2 separate regions of the Homo sapiens genome follow, and region 2 is linked to region 1. Evidence: chromatin contacts called from ENCODE Hi-C or POLR2A ChIA-PET data. All regions are on one chromosome and are shown on one strand. The core of a region is the stretch at or near the end of the contact, and the rest is flanking DNA. Distances in the headings are between cores, read along the strand shown. Region 1 holds the start of RPS21 (ribosomal protein S21). Region 2 overlaps MIR1-1HG (MIR1-1 host gene).

Region 1 (5,882 bases), core at 1-2,500:
CCATCGGCCTTGGCCAATCGGAGAATGGAATCATCTGACTCACCCTTAAGAAAAAAAAAAAAGCACACTAAGAATATTTCCACTCCGGCTGCCTGAGATGGCAGAAGGTCAGCTGTGCCACCAGCCCACGTCTCTCCCCCGCTGAGCGAATGGAGACAGGCGCAGAAGGGGAGCCACCTCTCCCGGGGCAGCCTGCAGCCTGACTATGGTGGAGCGGGGTCGGGGGGGCACCTCCTAGTGAGAGGCAGAGTCTGCTGCCTGAGTGTCTTCTCAGAGCACCCCTCTTCCACCCTCAAGAAGCGGCAGGCGGCCAGCCCAGTCCAGCTGGCTCAAACTACTCTGCCAGCAGATCTACTCAGGCACCATCACACACTCCAATGCGCACGGTAAAGTCCACGATGTCCCGAAGTGATGAGCAAAGCCCAGGGAAACACTCACCATCCTACGAATGGCCCCGCAGATAGCATAAGTTTTAAACTGGCCATTAAACCTGCCTGTGACCTTGTCAACCTAGAAAGAGAAGAAGGGTCACAAACCACTCCCCCAGGTTTGGGAAACACCAATCCTCAAAGCCAGCCTCTGCCTGTACCTTCACCCCAGGGGCTCCTCCACAATGGGACAGCCTGCCTTTCCCGCACATATATCACAACCTTCCCGCCTCCCGGGCTCCCAGCTCACCTCGGCCACGTTCATCTGGATGGATGCGTGGTCCTTGGCACCGATGATGCGATTGCTAGCGGAGCTGTGGAGAAAGGGCGCAGTGAGCAGAGGGGACTTGGGCGGTAAGAATGAAAGAGGGGACGAGGGAGGTTGGGGGTATATGAATGGAAAAGAGTAACGTCGGGGGCAGGACAAGTTAGGGACGTGACGAGGTAAGGACGGGAGGGGTGTGGGGGAACAAGGGCAGGCGAGGGGACGTGGTGGTTAGGTAAGGACGGAAGAGAGGCATGTGGGGGGCGCTTACCATTTCCGCGGCACGTACAGGTCCACGAACTCGCCGGCGTCGTTCTGCATTTCGAGGCTGGGCTGCGCCTGGGGAGTCACCGCGCGGCGCCGTGAGTACGGCCGGAACCGTGCCCCGGCTCCCGGCGCAAACCGGCCCCTAGGGTCACGGCCCCAGCCGCACCCAGCACCCCGCACCCCGTCCCCCGCGTCCAAGCCCCCACTCCCGCCCCAGCCCCAGCCCTGAGCCCGAAGCCCGCGCCGCGCGCCACACCTGCTGCCACCACACCGCGCGCGAGAGAGAAAGGAAGCAGCTAGTCACCCGGCAGAGATATCGGCGGGCAAGGAGGGGCCTCGGCGAGCGCTTCCGGGTCACGCCACCACAGCGAGTCTGCGCGGTGCGTGCTTGCCGGCCGTCGCCGTGACGCACTTCCGCTTCCGGCAAGGAGGTTCTCGGACCCCAGCCTGCTGGCCCTGGGGCGCGGGGCGTCGTGGGGGTCGTTGTCGTTGAGGGTCGTTGCCGTGTGTGGCGTCTTAGCCTGGCCCCTGGGTTGTGCCCCACGGACGCAGTCGACCCCTCTGAGCGCCTCGGGAGCCCCGAATAGCAGCTGGGAGAAGGGGCGAGGACTGAGCCTCGCTGCCCGCTGCCGGCCGGGCTAGAGATACGGGCGTGCCCCCCATTGTGCGCCTCCCGCCCTCCGGTCCCCTCACCCTGCGGCCACCTGGGGCGTGGGGCGGTGCTCCTGCCCGTGCACGTAGCCGCTGCGAGCGGAGGCCTGCTCACCTGGTGCCTGCTACTCACTCCCCCGGGCCGGTGGGCGAAGGACACCCGCAGGAACTCGGCAGAGGAGAAATTCAGACGGCTCCCGAGGGTAGGAAAAGACCCCGGCCCACCGTGGAATCTGAAACACCCGACCACTCTGCCATCCCATGTTTCACCAGTCAGACCCCCAGGGCAGGGCAGGGGAAGCAGAATGCAAACTGGGGCACCGTTTCCCTGAAGCGTGTTGGCCGCGTTTGTCGTAGTGCTAGAGGTGCATACCCTTGGACCCCGAAAACCCATTCCTGGGAATTTGCTCCAAGGAAGTAAAGATGTTACAAAGATGGACCCACGAAGTATGGTCGTTGGTTATGGGTGGGGTCTTGAGGAAGGCCTTGTTAGTAGCCTGAACCCTGTTGCCAGGAGAAGCTCCAAACCGGTAGACGGAGGGAGCAGCGCGGCCTATGTTGGGGTCTTCTCTGGGCGGGGGACATGATCCTAGGATGTAGAACTAGCCTCAGAAAACTTAAGACTCAGTGGCCAGGTGCGGTGGCTCAGGCCTGTAATCCCAGCGCTTTGGGCGGAGGTGGGTGGATCACCTGAGGTCAGGAGTTCGAGACCCGTCTGGCCAACATGGTGAAACCCCATCTCTACTAAAAATACAAAAAATTAGCTGGGCGTGGTGGCAGGCGCCTGTAGTCCCAGCTACTCGGAAGGCTGAGGCAGGAGAATGGCGTGAACCCGGGAGGCGGAGCTTGTAGTGAGCTGAGATCCCGCCACTGCACTCCAGCCTGGGCGACAGAGCAAGACTGCGTCTCAAAAAAAAAAAGTTTTTTTATGTTTAATTTTTTGGGTACATAGTGGGTGTGTACATTTATGGGGCACATGAGATATTTTCATACCGGCATGCAGTGCGTAGTAATCACATGGGGTATATGGAGCATCCATCACCTCAAGCATTTATCCTTTGCGTTACAAATAATCCAATACTATACTCTTTTAGTCATTTTAAAATGTGCAATTAAATCATTATTGACTGTAGACACCCTGTTGTGCTATCAAACACTAGGTCTTATTCTTTCTGTCTTTTTATACCCATTAACCATCCCCATTTGCCCCCCTCCTCCCACTGTTCTACCCTTCCCAGCCTCTGGTAACCATCTTTCTACTGTCTGTCTCCACAAATTCAATTGTTTTAATTTTTAGCTCCCACAAATAATAGTGCTGTGATAAACATCGTAGCACATGTATCTCTTCCTTTCTTTCTTTTTTTTTTGAGACAAAGTCTCGCTCTGTCACCCAGGCTGGAGTGCAGTGGTGCGATCTCGGCTCACTGCAACTTCTGCCCCCAGAGTTCAAGTGATTCTCCTGCCTCAGCCTCCTCAGTAGCTGGGACTACAGGCATGAGCCACCACACCCGGCCAGGTATCTCTTTCATATACTGATTTCCTTTCTTTTGGGTATATGCCCAGCAGTGGGATTGCTTTATTTATGGCAGCTCTATTCTTAGTTTTTGTTTGTTTGTTTGTTTGTTTGTTTGTTTGTTTGAGACGGAGTCTTGCTCTGTCTCCCAGGCTGGAGTGCAGTGGTGCGGTCTTGGCTCACTGCAACCTCCACCTCCCAGGTTCAAGCGATTCTCCTGCCTCAGCCTCCAGAGTAGCTGGGATTACAGGGGTCTGCTACCACGCCTGGCTAATTTTTGTATTTTTAGTAGAGATGGGGTTTCACCATGTTGGCCAGGCTGGTCTTTAACTCCTGACCTCGTGATCTGCCCGCCTTGGCCTCCCAAAGTGCTGGGATTACAGGCGTGAGCCACTACACCTGGCCTACCAAACATTTTTTAAAGAACTAATACCAATCCTACTGAAACTATTCCAAAAAATAGAGGAGGAGGGAATGCTTCCAATCATTTTATGAGGCCGGTATTATCCTGATACCCAAATCAGACAAAGACACATCAAAAAAAGCAGATTAGAGGCCAGGAGTGATGGCTCATGCCTGTAACCCTAGCACTGTGGGAGGCTGAGGCAGGCAATTGCTTGACCTCAGGAGTCTGAGGCCAGCCAGCCTGGGCAACATGGTGAAACCCCTCTACAAAAAAATTTAAAAATTGGCCGGATGTAGTGGTGTGTGTCTGTAGTCTCAGATGCTCAGGAGGCCGAGGTGGGAGGATCAGTTGAGCCAGGAGGTGGAGGCTACAATGAGCCATGATCATGCCACAGAACTCCAGCCTGGGTGACAGGAGACCCAGAAAAAAAAAGAGAGAGAAAGGAAGGAAAGAAAGAAAGCCACAGACTGGCAGAAAATATTTTCAAAACCTGTATCTGATAAAAGACCTGTATCCAGGCTGGGTGCAGTGGCTCACTCCTGTAATCCCAGCACTTTGGGAAGCCAAGGCGGGTGGGTCACCTGAGGTCAGGAGTTGGAGACCAACCTGGCCAACATGGCAAAACCCTGTCTGTACTAAAAATACAAAAATTAGCTGGGCCTGATGGTGCACGCCTGTAATCCCAGCTACTGGAGAGGCTGAGGCAGGAGAATCACTTGAACCCGTTGGGCAGAGGTTGCAGTGAGCCGAGATCTCGCCACTGCACTCTAGCCCGGGCGACAGAGCGAGACTCCGTCTCAAAAAAAAAAAAAAAAAGGAAAGAAAACATATGTCCATTCGGAGACTGGTACTGAAATGTTCATCGAGGCTTTATGTGTCATAGCCAAAAATGGAAACAATCCACACATACACCAACAGGCAGATGGATAAATAATGGTACGTCCCCCTCGAAAGACAGCATACTGTGTGATTTTATTTGTATAAACTCTAGAAAATGCAAACCAATCAAAACTGACAGGAATCATGTTGGTGGTTGCCTGGGGTGGGGTGGTGAGCAAGTGGGATTACAGACGCACACAGGAAACGCAGGGAGTGATGGGAGGTATATGCTGTCTTGATGATGGGATTACAGACACACACAGGAAACGCGGGGAGTGATGGGAGGTATATGCTGTCTTGATGATGGCAATGGTTTCACAGTTGCATATAAAAGTCAAAACATTGGCCAGGTGCGGTGGCTCATGCCTGTAATCCCAGCACTTTGGGAGGCCAAGGCAGGTGGATCACAAGGTCAGGAGATCGAGATCATCCTGGCTAACATGGTGAAACCCCGTCTCTACTAAAAATACAAAAAATTAGCCGGGCATGGTGGCGGGCTCCTGTAGTCCCAGCTACTCAGGAGGCTGAGGCAGGAGAATGGCGTGAACCTGGGAGGCGGAGGTTTGCAGTGAGCTCAGATCACGCCACTGCACTCCAGCCTGGGCGACAGAGCAAGACTCTGTCTTAAAAAAAAAAGTCAAAACGTCAAATTGTATCCTTTAAAAAGTGGATTTTATTTTGCATCAATTATAGCTCAAAAATTTTACAGAGACTATAGGTGCTATTTGGCAAGACTCTAGGACGCACTCACTCACACAAAGCTTGAAGTCCGCTCTCTGGGCGCCGGGTCTCCAAGGCTGAGTTCTTCAAGGGAAACCTCTGCAACCTAAATCTCCTGAGCCCACGAAATCTGGATGAGCACTTCTTTAAGAAAACCTTCTGTACAAAATCGCAGACCCCCAAAACAGAGAGGGGAGTGTCCTCCCGAGGGAAGCCGTCTGGGTCGCTCCATCAGGAGAGCCTCCAGGGGCCTGCAGAGGAGGTGGCACTGCTTACCTGTCAGGAGGCTTGGGGCCACCAGCACTGTCCCCAGAAGCCACTAGGTGGTGTCTGAGAGCAGTGCTGGAGCAGGGACGGGGCTGGCTGAAGGGAGCTGAGCCCCTCCCCTCCATCCCTCCACCCGCTGTCTGTACAGTAAGTTGTTTACTGGGCCTCCAGTGGGTCTCGTGGGAAAGGGCCAGAGGGCAGGTGTGAAGGAGGGATTGAGGAGGCAGGAGGACCTAGCACTCGAAGACACCGTCGGCCTGAGCCTTTTTTGCAGAATCCTAGAGCAGCCCCCAGCGGCTCAGAGCAGTTGCTGCCTTTGCAGGGTGATCCCAGTCAGGGTCTCTGAGTGCCCCTGCATCCACCTGAGAGCACACTCACACCTGCTTCTGCCCCGCAATTGCTATATATAACTTTGACTGCCAGTGTCACCCCAGGTTTGTGCCTCTTTAGCAGTGTGACCTGGCACAAATTCCTTAGCTGCTTCTC
Region 2 (5,882 bases), core at 2,501-5,000, 180 kb before region 1:
CTCTCCCCCTCCACCTCTCTCTCTCTCTCTCCCTCTCTCCTCCCTCTCTGTCCCACCGATTAGATATATAAGCCTGAAATCTCAGTGTCCATTTTGCTCCGCCTGCAGACAGCCTGCCAGGAGTGAAGCTAGCCCCAAGGAAAGTGGAGCTGAGCTATGGAGAAAGATTTCTGATGACATGGTTTGGGTTCTGGATCCAGCCCTATTTTCAGACCTCTTGGCCACATAAGCAAGTTGATTCATCTTCTGAGTTGAGTTTCTATCCCCAGCCAACCCAGCATGGCAGGAGTGACAGCAACCAGCCCCATGTGGCTCCTGCAGCCCTGCCTCTGCCCTCTGCACCCTGTGGAGGCTGAGACTCTCGAATGCCCATCAGCAGGCCAATGGTGTCGTCATAGAATGGAGCCCTTCTCAGCAAAGAAAAGGAACAAAACCTATGGAAACACACAACAGCGCAGAAGAGTCTTAAAATGATGTTGAAAGAGGCCAGGCACACAGCCCACACACTGCATGATTCCATTTAGAAAGTTCCAGCTGAAACAGATCTGATCCATGCTGGCTAGTCCATGATTGCTGGGACAGAGGAAGGGGATGACTGCCAAGGTATATGAGGGAAGTTTTTGAACTGATGGAATCTTCCAGATCTTGGTTGTGATGGTGGTTGCATGAGTGTAAAACTCAACATTTGTTAAAACTCTACAAACTTCACACTTAAAATCTGTGCATTTTTTTTGTATGTAAATTATATGACAACCAAGCTGACCCTGAGAGAGCACGCAGGACGTGGGGTCCACCCGATGAGACACACCTGGCCAGAGACAGGACGATCTGAGCTGCAAAGATGATAATAATTGCAGTGGACTGAGACCTACCAAACACGTTTCGGTTCATGAATCCATAATGATACATATTTCTTTTAAATTCAAAGGCAGTCACCATTTATTAACTTACCAGATTACAAAAATAATGATGTAGACCTGAGTTCATTCTGCTAGAAAGCCTGCTGGTCTGGTCTTCCTGGCTGCCAGCACCCCTACCTTCTACAAAACGAGTGGGCTTTTTCTTCATTTCACCTGGTGGAGAAGAGAACTTCAGCCCACAGGAGGTAGTCTGCTTCTTTGAAGTGTTTTCCAGCAGCGTAGATCTCATGCATCAGACCCTCCACGCAGACGATGCCGTATTGACCAGGAACTCCAGCAGTGGAAGAGCGCTCTCCAAGGTGGCCCGCTTCCTGTTGGTGTTGCCGGAGCCGTGCCTGGAGACCTGCTCCTCTACCGACTTCGTGTTCAGGCCCCCGACACAGTGCGGTGTCTGCTTCCACGTCCTGAAGGCACGTTCACTGAAGCCTTGCTGAGATGGACAGATGTGCCCCTGAAGACACAGTAAAGGTGAACAAGCTGCAAGCCCACACCGGGGACCCCCTGCTGCCAATGGCCAGGCCAGTCTGGGCTCCCAGGTGCGTACGACGAAGTGCCTCTGTCCCAGTGCCACAGTGACTCGGATCCCAGCTCTGGGCTCTGTATTCCTTGCGGTGGTGCAAAGCTTTCTCATAACTCAGCTTCCCCCTTGGCTTTCAAAGCATCTTTTTAAAAACTCCTGTCTCAGGCACCTGATCTTTAGTTCTGTGAAATCCTTCACTGCTCCATAAGGGGCTTCTGGTGCAGCAGGAACCTTCTCTTCCCTTCGATGCCGTCCACAGTTCCTGCTGGAAAGGGGCCTGCGCGCACAGTGGTATCGAGCAAGCCAATCCTCAGGAGGGCTTCGGGGACCTGGTGCATTTTCCTGAAAAGCGGCGGCTGCAGGAGAAGATTTGTGCCTTTATCCTGCTTCCTCTGGACAGTGGCACTGGGGATGAGACTGCGTGGAGGAGAAGAGTTTCCATAAAGGTATCCCGACAAATAAGTGAAAAAGAACTTCCAGACTCAGGACATCACCGTCTTGCAACCTTGATGGATTAGTGGCTTGAGGCACAGAGCAAGCCTGGCCACCATTCCAGGAGTGCACAGCCCTGACCTGTGTCCTCCTGATGGGGGGACAAAACAGAACCTGGGTTCCTGCTGCAGGGATGCAGCCTGAGTGGGAGGAGTCTCCGGGTCCAGCCACCAGCACACAGGAAGCTCAGAGGACAGAGGAACAGGCAGAACTGCACCAAGAGGGCGCCACCAGCAATCCTGATGCATGACACACCCCAGGCCAAACGACCTGGTCCTTCAGCAGACACATTATAAAAAAAAAAAGAGAGAGCAACAGGAGGGACCTACAGACTGAAACAGACTTGAAACATTTTTAAAATCAAGCTGTTATAAAAAGTTAGGCAAAGCTGGCAGGCTGTCGTGGCTCCCTGCCTCCCCACAGGCCCCACTTTCCCACAGGCCCTGCCTCCCCACAGACCCCGCCTTCCCACAGGCCCCACTTTCCCACAGGCCCCACCTTCTCACAGGCCCCGCCTCCCCACAGACCCCACCTTCCCACAGACCCCGCCTTCCCACAGACCCCGCCTTCCCACAGGCCCCGCCTTCTCACAGGCCCCACCTCCCCACAGGCCCCACCTCCCCACAGGTCCCATCCCACTTCCTGTCTACAGGAACTTCCACAGGGTCTCATTGAGGTGCCAGGGCAGAGGGGTGGTGAGGGGCCATAGCTTTGGGGAGGGGAACACAGAGGGAGAGGGAAGGGAAGGGGGAAGCACAGGGTTCACCTGGGAAAGCCCAAACAACCCCCCATGTGACTGCCTCATTCTGAGCTTCTCAGGGAAGCTCCCTCAGCCACCTCCCACCCATCCCCCTCCCCCACCTCAGGGACCCAACCTCCTCCCTCACTCAGCCTCCCCTGTCTGCCTTAGCTCACACCCAGCCCCTTCTCCAAACTGCCTGCGTCTGCTGCCGGAACCCTCTGTTGGCCCCTAATCCTACTGATGGGTGGTCTCACCTGCTGCGAGGCATTAGGCGTCTGTGTGATTGTGTGGTGGGGGGATGGGAGCGTGTGTGCATGTGAGTGTGTGCACATGTGTGCCTATGTGTGTGTGTTGTGCATGTGTGGGTGTGTGCATATATATGTTTGTGCACATGTGTGTGCCTGTGTGCATGCATGTGTACTCATGTATACATACATGAGTACCTGCATTGCTTTGTGTATCTGTGAGAAGCTGTGCATACATGTGCGTTTATGTGTGTGTGGAGGGGTGTGCCTGCATGTCCGTGTGTGGGAATGTGCAGGTAAGTGCATGTGTAAGCATGTGTCTGGGTGTGCACGTGTGTGCCTGTGTGTGCATCGTGCATGTGTGCATTGTGTGTGCCTGTGTGAGAATGTGCATGTGCCTCTGTGTGTGTGTTTGCACGTGTGTGTGTTTGCACATGTGTGGGTGTGTGCACATGTGAGCCTGTGCCAGTGTATGGGGTGTGTATGTGCTTGTGTGTGTTTCCCCAGCTGTAAGTGCTTGGCATTGGACTGAGCCAGAGGCGCACTGACGAGGAGAAGCACATGCCAATGCTGCTGGTGCTCGGTGGCATGACCGCTGTCATTCTGAAGTTTTTGTCTGACAGTGGAGGGATCTCCCCCAGAACACACTGGGGAGCTGGGGAGGATAAACAAGGTCTGAAACTGGGAATGAGCAGCTCATCTTTATTAAGGGTGGGCCTAGATACCCGTTCAGGGGCCATTGGTGGCATAGGTGCCAGGTGGAGTCCCTTCAGCAGTGGCTCCAGCCATAGCAGAGGAGGCGTTCCCAGCTGCACGGACTGGCATCGCCTCCAGCCCTGGTCAGCACAGATGTGCTGAACTTCCCCGTCAGCTGTTGCCCTTCACACACTGGAGCACTGTGGGGCTGGGGCTGAGAGAATGCCTCAGCATTGACAAAGAGAAGAATTTCTTTCAAATGAGCATTTTCCTTTTCTTTGTGAGTAATGGACATTTCAGGGCTGACCTACAGGAAAAAAAAAAACCCAGGGCAGGAGCCAGGACCAGAATTCTGTCCTAGAGCACCAGCCTCGCCCCCAGCACGCTGGGACAAGTGGACACAAAGTGAGGAAGCAGGAGACGGAGTGGCCGGGGTGGGAGCAGGGTCTCTTCTAAGGGCTCAAGATCCAGGACTGAAACACACAAACCCAGGTGGTCGGCCCAGGGGTCCTGGGGAGGGCGTGTGGGTGTTCCCACTGGAGGCAGCAGAGCAGGGATCTGGAATCCTTGGTCCAACCCAGGTCATTGCTCCTTGTCTTCAAGAGTTTCCAAAGCTTCCAGATCACGGGTTGTTCCTGAAACTTGGGAGGCCGCATTGGCCATTCTGCCTGGGACCCCGCCTCCTGTTCAGGCCCTCGGAGGCTTGTCCACACCCTGCCCCCGTTCTCTGGCTTCCTCCACAAATACACCTGGAGGAAGTCCCAGGCCACGGACACGGGAGCAAGGGGCTGGGAGAGACAACCTCGACAAGCGACCCCACAGCCTAGCGCTTGGTGGCCCGTGTGCCCTGCTGCAGACCAGAGGCCGCCCGGTCAGCAGGACCTGAGGAGGGACAGGGTGCTGGGGTGGGAGATGGACAGCGCCTGAGCGAGCTGCTGAGGAGAGGGAAGTAGGGCCCTGCAGAGGGACGGGAGCCACGGCAGGGGCGGCAGGTGTGGTGGGTGCAGGAGGTGCGGTGGGCGCAGCAGGTGCGGTGGGCGCAGCAGGCGTGGTGGGTGACCCACGGGAGGCTGCTCAGGCCTTTGCCTCCATCCCATGCTCAGGAGGAAGGAAGTCAGGATGTTTTTGGTGATGCCATGGAACCACAGGCATGTCAGAGCCAGCAGAGTTTGGACAACGTTGTGCCCAGGGCTTGGCACAGGAGCATTTGTGGACAGCAGTGAGGTTGCTCGCATTGGTCATGGATGGCGTGTTGGCACTGCATTGACCCCAGGACCTCGGGCAGGAAGGTGGACAGAGCCACTGATGATACAGGAGGGGGCCCAGGCACTGCTCTGCAGAAAGGGCTGTTTATCAGCCCTGTGGCCGCTGCCTTAGTGTGTGTGGTGGGAGGTGGGATGGGGATGAACTGAGCTACGTATGGAAAAAAAGTCTGGAAGGAAGTGCCTGGCATCTCACCAGGGGCTGCTTGGGGTCGCAGAATTTAACCTTCTTTCTGCTTGTTTGTGGTCAACACCACTTTCTCCCAGAACAAGGAGACGCACACACACACACTACGTTACTTCATCCCTTGACATCTGGGAAACTGCACACACCTCCCACCCTCCACCCAAGGCTGCGGGGAGAGGGGAGATTCCACAGTGACCCACTGCAGCCAACAGGGTCCCGAGTGTGATGGCGGCTGCTAGAGTATAGAGGAGAGAGACGTACTGCTGAGAGGCCGGGGGGCTTTCCAGAGGAGATGGCCCGCTGAGGGGTAGGGAGGAGAGGGAGGGGACCTGAGCAAGGTGTACGCAGGGCAGGTGCGGGGCCAGCAGGCATCAAGAGGACCAGGTTGATGTGGCTTGTTCATAAGACTCACCAAACACACTCGGTAAAAATTCAGGTTCCCAGGCCCTTGCTCTGGAGGCTCTGACTGGGGTAGGGGTGGGTACGGGGCCTGGAATCTGCATTTCTAATGAGCTCTTGGACTTGTCTTACAGTGATACAGGACCCAGGATCTGCAGATCCTCAGCCGAGGTTGGGATGGGCCAACTCCTGTCACCTTTGCACCTGGTGGGGAGAGGCTTTCCCACAGCACCGGACACTTAGACCCATCCTCTCGGTCACTGAGCTGGCAATGTCCACTGCTCACTCAGGTCCACATTCTCACCCCTCCCAGGGAGATGAAAAGACAGATGGCAGAGCGCCAGGAAACATAAAGCCCGTTCCCCAGCATGGGCCCCCCTTCTGCTGCCCCCTCTCCCCTTGAGCCCCTAAGGCAAGAT

Evidence for each region. A loop is a pair of places that touch in the nucleus more often than their neighbours do. ChIA-PET counts read pairs that join two places held with the same protein, here RNA polymerase II (POLR2A). Pooled maps may share reads with other maps.
Region 2: a pooled map shows a loop between it and region 1 (2.8-fold over the local background). The contact joins the enhancer-like site here to the promoter of RPS21 in region 1. A Hi-C loop is called at or near these places in 1 of 50 pooled maps. POLR2A ChIA-PET finds 5 or more read pairs at or near these places in 5 of 52 experiments (BJ, Caco-2, OCI-LY7 and 2 more).

What each region holds. Positions count from the first base shown.
Region 1 is chr20:62,382,471-62,388,352 of GRCh38, reverse strand. RPS21 (ribosomal protein S21) reads right to left here and starts at 1,250. Exons shown (of 6, transcript NM_001024.4): 1 at 1,217-1,250; 2 at 965-1,032; 3 at 679-742; 4 at 439-510; 5 at 1-44. The coding sequence starts at 1,014. It overlaps RPS21-DT (RPS21 divergent transcript), which reads left to right and starts at 1,364. Exons shown (of 1, transcript NR_186459.1): 1 at 1,364-2,050. RefSeq lists enhancers at 401-1,092, 1,093-1,784, 2,063-2,112, 5,157-5,336 and silencers at 973-1,162, 1,593-1,712.
Region 2 is chr20:62,568,484-62,574,365 of GRCh38, reverse strand. It overlaps MIR1-1HG (MIR1-1 host gene), which reads right to left. Exons shown (of 4, transcript NR_171007.1): 4 at 3,602-3,922. It also overlaps the pseudogene RPL7P3. Among named protein-coding and RNA genes, the nearest start is that of MIR133A2, 6.5 kb to the right of the region's middle. RefSeq lists enhancers at 2,129-2,258, 4,561-5,062 and a silencer at 2,449-2,538. Within about 2 kb of position 3,750, at least 2 of the 41 ENCODE cell types and tissues checked have a DNase peak (open chromatin) inside an H3K27ac peak, as active enhancers do.